2 separate regions of the Homo sapiens genome follow, and region 1 is linked to region 2. A link is a loop called in an ENCODE intact Hi-C map of the cell type or tissue named here. Cell type or tissue: heart left ventricle. All regions are shown on one strand. Links, peaks and the distances in the headings refer to the core of each region. The heading gives the core; the rest is flanking DNA.

Region 1 (2,914 bases), core at 89-2,588, 70 kb after region 2:
TCATTTGGATTTTAGGTTATTTTTGGATCTTCAATGTCATACAAAAAACAAAACTGATGAACACATTGAAGCTAAATCTTCAGACTTATAAAACACAAGTACTCATTCCATTAGCGGCCAGAGCAATGGCCTGATCATTTGTGAAGCCTCTGGTAAACTCTGCTGTACACTCAGATGAGAATAAGAGTAAAAATTGCCCTCCTTTTCCCTTCCATTCCTGGTTTACAGGGGTCAAAATGGTAGCTGGAGAGGTAGGCAGTAAATAGAGAGCTGCATGGAGGTGCCAGTAAGGTTGCATAGAGGCATGGCGGGGTACAGGGTCCGGAGGTCAAAGATACTGGGAAATGAGGGGGCTTGGGAAGTTGTATCAGAAGTGTGGACCAGGAGGCTGGTGACTGGGGACACAGGGTAGTAGGGGGAGTTAATGGAGGTACAGGTCAACAGGCTGAATGGCCAAGGATATGCAATGATGGGATTAGGGGCTGAGGAAACACACAGAGACATAGGCTAGCAGGCCTGGCAGCTGAGGACACAGAGGGGTGAGTGAGGAGTCGTGGAAACATAGACACAGAGGGTGAAAATGTGGTTGGTGGGATGGGGACACAGGATTGGTGTGTAAAGAAGGAGGCTGGAGTAGTTGATAGATTATTTAAATTGAGCAAACAAGCAAGTTTATTGATTGAGCAAATAAATAAATGCAATATAGAAAAAGGGAGCCAAATTTCTCAATGCCAGAGAAGATACTGGGCAACAGAGACAGACTCTGTCTAAAAATAAATAAATAAATAAATAAAACAATGAGATACCATTTTCACACCTACCCAACTGGCAAAAATAAAAAATCTTTCAATACCAAGTGTTGGTGATGATGTGGAGGAAGTAGAGAGGGAGATATATAATTTAGAGCAATGGTCTGGAAAACAACTTGGCTTGTCTACTGAAGCAGACACTATACATATTCTATGGCTCACCAACTCCACTTTTACAAGTAGCAGGACTTTTCAAACTATCTGTTAAAGGACGAGTTTTTTAAAAAATTTCTAAACATATGTGCATCAGATACTTTTGTAAAATAACGAAAATACCGAGATCAAATGACTATAAGGGTTTCTAAATGTTTCCTCTCAATTTATATGGCTGCAGATTAGAAGAAACTAACAGTCTCTGGACTGAAACTAGTCTTCAGACCACACTTTGAGTAGCACTGCTCCAGAGCAGACCTTCCTAAATGGGGTATGCTCTGGTACATGCACGTGCCACAAATATTGTGAGTGTGCCAAAATATTAATCCACTCAGCCTTTGCAGTAGCTGGGCAAGATATTATAAAGAACTCTCAGCCAGTCACCTTTAGCTATAAAGGAAAAAAATAATTTTTAAAGGCATAGGAGGTAAGCAACAAATCCTTAGAACATTAAGGAAAAAGCTTCCCATAGTGTATCATAACAGGTAAACCAAATGAATTTGTCAGTAAAGTAAACTACAAAGCTTGCTACTGGGCAGGGAAGCCCATTATAGCAGCTATTACTAATCATTTGTACCCATATACATTTGTAATCTAAATTAGTCTTCTATGAAAGAGCAGCTATCATTTTAGATGCTGAGATCAAATAAGATTAATACTTTATGGTTTATGCTAGCAGGTGCTGAGAGAGTACTCAGTTGTGTGAAACTCTAATCTTTATCTCTGCGTGCATTTGGGTTTTGTAATGGACTAATGCTTTATAGTGCTAGCTTCTGGCTTCAGGACCAATTTTAAAGACTCGGCTCCCCTGTGATCAAAATGGAAATTGACAGATGTTCTTTTTCCTTTTGTGTATTTAGTATGTTTTACAACCTTTAAGAGTAATGATCAGAATCTGGGCTAGCTTTTGTAATGGATAGGCAGTTTATTTCTCTAAGAATGTAACCATTTATAAATGCTTTTCGCTTATCAGGAACTCAAAAGAATTATTGGATTCCAGGCATCATTCTAGATATTTATGTGAAACAAGAATTACTGCTCCTGCTGCAAATTTTCTCCCTCAATATCTGGCATGAAAATGATTTTCAAAGTAATTAGCTGTGAAGACTTGACAAGACTATCATATAATAAGCACTTTACATTGTTTAAGAAACACAAAGCCATTTTTTTTTTTTTTTTTTTTCTGAGACGGAGTCTTGCTCTTGTCTCCCAGGCTGGAATGCAATGGTGCAATCTCGGGTCACTGCAACCTCCGCCTCCCAGGTTCAAGCAATTCTCTGGCCTCAGCCTCCTAAGTAGCTGGGATTACAGGCACACCACCACACCCGGCTAATTTTTTTTTTTTTTTTTTTTTTTTTTTTTTGAGACGGAGTCTTGCTCTGTCGCCCAGGCTGGAGTGCAGTGGCGCGATCTTGGCTCACTGCAAGCCCCGCCTCCCGGGTTCACGCCATTCTCCTGCCTCAGCCTCCCGAGTAGCTGGGACTATAGGCGTCCGCCACCATGCCTGGCTAATTTTTTTGTATTTTTAGTAGAGATGGGGTTTCACTGTGTTAGCCAGGATGGTCTCGATCTCCTGACCTCATGATCCACCCGCCTCAGTCTCCCAAAGTGCTGGGATTACAGGCGTGAGCCACCGTGCCCGGCCTAATTTTTCTTTTTTTTTCTTTCTTTTTTTTTTTATTGATCATTCTTGGGTGTTTCTCACAGAGGGGGATTTGGCAGGGTCATAGGACAATAGTGGAGGGAAGGTCAGCAGATAAACAAGTGAACAAAGGTCTCTGGTTTTCCTAGGCAGAGGACCCTGAGGCCTTCCGCAGTGTTTGTGTCCCTGGGTACTTGAGATTAGGGAGTGGTGATGACTCTTAACCAGCATGCTGCCTTCAAGCATCTGTTTAACAAAGCACATCTTGCACTGCCCTTAATCCATTTAACCCTGAGTGGACACAGCACAT
Region 2 (2,914 bases), core at 148-2,647:
ATGTTCTCCATCAGCTACCCTTCTCCCCTCCCCCAGGGAGAGGCAAGCCAGGGGAGTGCGCTCTTCTGTTTAAAGCCATTCCTGATGGAGGAACCCTGAGAAAATAGACTTAAAAGTTTATATTCAGTCTCTCTTGGCTACTGTTGCTGCTCAGCAAAGAAACTCTATATTGTTTAAACCCTCCAGGCGAACGGGTTGCAAGGCAACCTTCAAACAATAGAAAATACCCCAAACTAAAAATAAAGGCATTAAGAGATGGAAAGCATGGTGGTGCTTTGGTGAAGTGATTCCAGAATTGGGGCAAGGGAGAAGGTCGTTGATCAGGCTGCTTGTGTGTGACATCAGCCCGTTTGCCTGCTCTCATCCTTATCAATTGAGTTTCTTATAATCCAGACATATGGGGTCCCGCTTCTTTTTATTTCTGGACTCTCAGTCCTCTCACTGGTCATCAACTGCTTTGGGCGGGAGGGTGTCAAAGGCCTGTAAGGTTGGGTGCCTCCTGTCCTCAGGAAACTTCCTAATCAATGCACTTATCCCACTGGCTCCCAGCTGACAAGGAACAGCACTTCCATTCCTGAGAAATCCTTAGAAACCCAAGGACAGACAGGGCTGGGGCCCAACTTAATCATAAGGTTCTTACAGGAAGAAGGCAGGAGGGTCAGAGTTGGGGAGGACACGTGAGGACAGAAACAGGCTGGAGCGACGGGCTTTGAAGACGAGGAAGAGGCCACAAGCCAAGGAATATGGGCAGCCCCTAGAAGCTGGGAAAGAAAAGGAAATGGCTTCTCCTCTAGAGCCTCCAGAAGGAACACGGCCAAGCCAGCACCTTGATTTTAGCCTTGTGAGACCCACTTTGCACTTCTGGCCTCCAGAAATGGAAGATCATGCATTCATGTTGTTTTAAGCTACTGGATTTGTGGTGATTTGTTACAACAGGAGATTAATACAATCATGAAAAGGAGAACCCGAGGAACTTTCATAAGGACAAGGAGTTGACAGTGAGTTCCTGGGCACTGCAGGCAGGTGACTGGGAAGCCTGGTGCTGCCCTGGCCCTGCCCTCAGTGACTGCTGCTCTCTGGCTGTGTGCTCTTTGCCACAGATGGAGGCCAGCAGGGGGCACTGAGCCAGCAGGGCTGCCTTTAAACAATCAAACACACATCAATACAAAGGCTGGGGCTTTGCCCACGGAGAGGGCAGGCTGATGGGTGTATTATCCAATAAGCAGACCTGAGCAGCGGGGACGTTTTCACCCATGACCCTTGGCCCACCCCAATCAGTGTCACTCAAAGAGAGATCAGACTGGAAGGGGAAACTGGAAGAAAGAAAAATACATCACCTCCACCCCCTACTCCAGGTTGCTGTCCAGCAATTACTGAAGATTCCCTTGGACTTCTCTGGAAGGAGACATGTAAGAGACTTCAAGGCAGGTTGTGAGCAAGTTTGCCTTCTCTCTGTCTATTCTCTGATTAAATGTCTTCTAAGGACATTTTCTTCTCTGGTATAAGAGAGCCTAGGAAATCCTACCTCAAAAAAAAAAAAAAAAGGTGAAGACCAATAATTTACTCTGTTCTCATGACATTTCTAGGAGACAAGAACCATCAGTCCCATTATATAATTTGGGACCCTGAATTACAGAGAGGGCAAGCAACATGGACATGGCCACACAGCCAACCAGAGCGATTCACTCAAAGCAAAACGCAGCTCTCCCGGCGCCTGCACTGGTACTGCCCTCTGTGTGCTCACGCTTAGTCTCAGGCTCTGGCTAACCGGGTCAGTAGGGCGTGGCCTCTGGGTAGGTGGTCCTAGTGGAATGCAGAGATAGAAAACCATTAAACCTGTCATCACAGGGCAAGCTACTGACGCCTCAGTGGGAAGATTTTCCAGACCAGAGCTCTGAATTGCTCTGGGGTGTGTGTGTCAGTTTGGAAGGTAATCAGGGGAGGAGGGAAGGTCCTAAATAACAGCCAAGTCAAGGTATTTGCACTCTACTTTGCATAAATAAACCCACAAAGAGCTTTCATTTTTTTCTAGCATCAATACAAATCTTTTTCTAGCTTTTTTCTTATTCATCTGCCCTGTTTCTCCCTCCCTTTATCATTCTTCTGAGACCGCCTGGAATCTACCTTTAGGAGCAAAGCTAAAAGATTCTCCAAACTCACTGCCAGCGGATTGAAGTGGCTTATGCCGAACAGCTGCTGAACCTTCAGGACCAGCTCTATGAGGGCCCACGGCTCGGCATGAACGCCAGCAGCTCCACACACTGTGGGCGATCTCCACTGCCCTTTCACGCAGAGAGACTTCTGCAGAGCCACCCTCATTTCTTTCTTTCTTTTTTTTTTTGAGACAGAGATTCTCTCTGTTGCCCAGGCCAGAGTGCAGAGGCGTGATCGCGGCTCACTGCAACCTCTGCCTCCTGGGTTCCAGCGATTCTCCTGCCTCAGCCTCCCAAGTAGCTGGGACTACAGGCGTGTGCCACCATACCTGGTTGATTTTGTATTTTTAGTAGAGATGGGGTTTCTTTCTTTTTTTTTTTTTTGAAACGGAGTCTCACTCTGTTGCCCAGGCTGGAGTGCAGTGGTGTGATCTTGACTCACCACAACCTCTGCCTCCCGGTTTCAAGTGATTCTCCTGCCTCAGCCTCCCGAGTAGCTGGGATTACAGGTGTGCACCACCGCACCTGGCTAATTTTTGTATTTTTAGTAGAGACAGAGTTTCGCCATGTTGGCCAGGCTGGTTTCAAACTCTTGATCTCAGGTGATCCACCCGCCTCGGCCTCCCAAAGTGCTGGGATTATATGCGTGAGCCACTGCGCCTGGCCAGATGGGGTTTCACCATGTTGGCCAGGCTGGTCTTTAACTCCTGACCTCAAGTGATCCACCCTCCTCGGCCTCCTAAAGTGCTGGGATTAGAGGT

What was found. Hi-C counts contacts between places; a loop is a spot of excess contacts. Peaks named below come from ENCODE experiments on the same cell type or tissue, not always from the same donor. Only the 100,000 strongest peaks of a DNase experiment are listed, where the experiment ranks them.
Region 1: a loop joins it to region 2, with 2.1 times the contacts of the local background. A loop is called at or near these places in 3 of 110 quality-filtered maps.

What each region holds. Positions count from the first base shown.
Region 1 is chr12:110,173,689-110,176,602 of GRCh38, reverse strand. All of the region lies in intron 11 of IFT81 (intraflagellar transport 81), which reads right to left. Among named protein-coding and RNA genes, the nearest start is that of IFT81, 51 kb to the right of the region's middle. In heart left ventricle, for the core only: no CTCF peak of the experiment used is centred there; no DNase peak of the experiment used is centred there; H3K27ac peaks cover 266 bases.
Region 2 is chr12:110,243,888-110,246,801 of GRCh38, reverse strand. No RefSeq gene overlaps it. Among named protein-coding and RNA genes, the nearest start is that of ATP2A2, 36 kb to the left of the region's middle. In heart left ventricle, for the core only: a CTCF peak has its summit at 1,100 (motif pointing right); DNase peaks (open chromatin) are centred at 1,121 and 1,751; H3K27ac peaks cover 2,383 bases.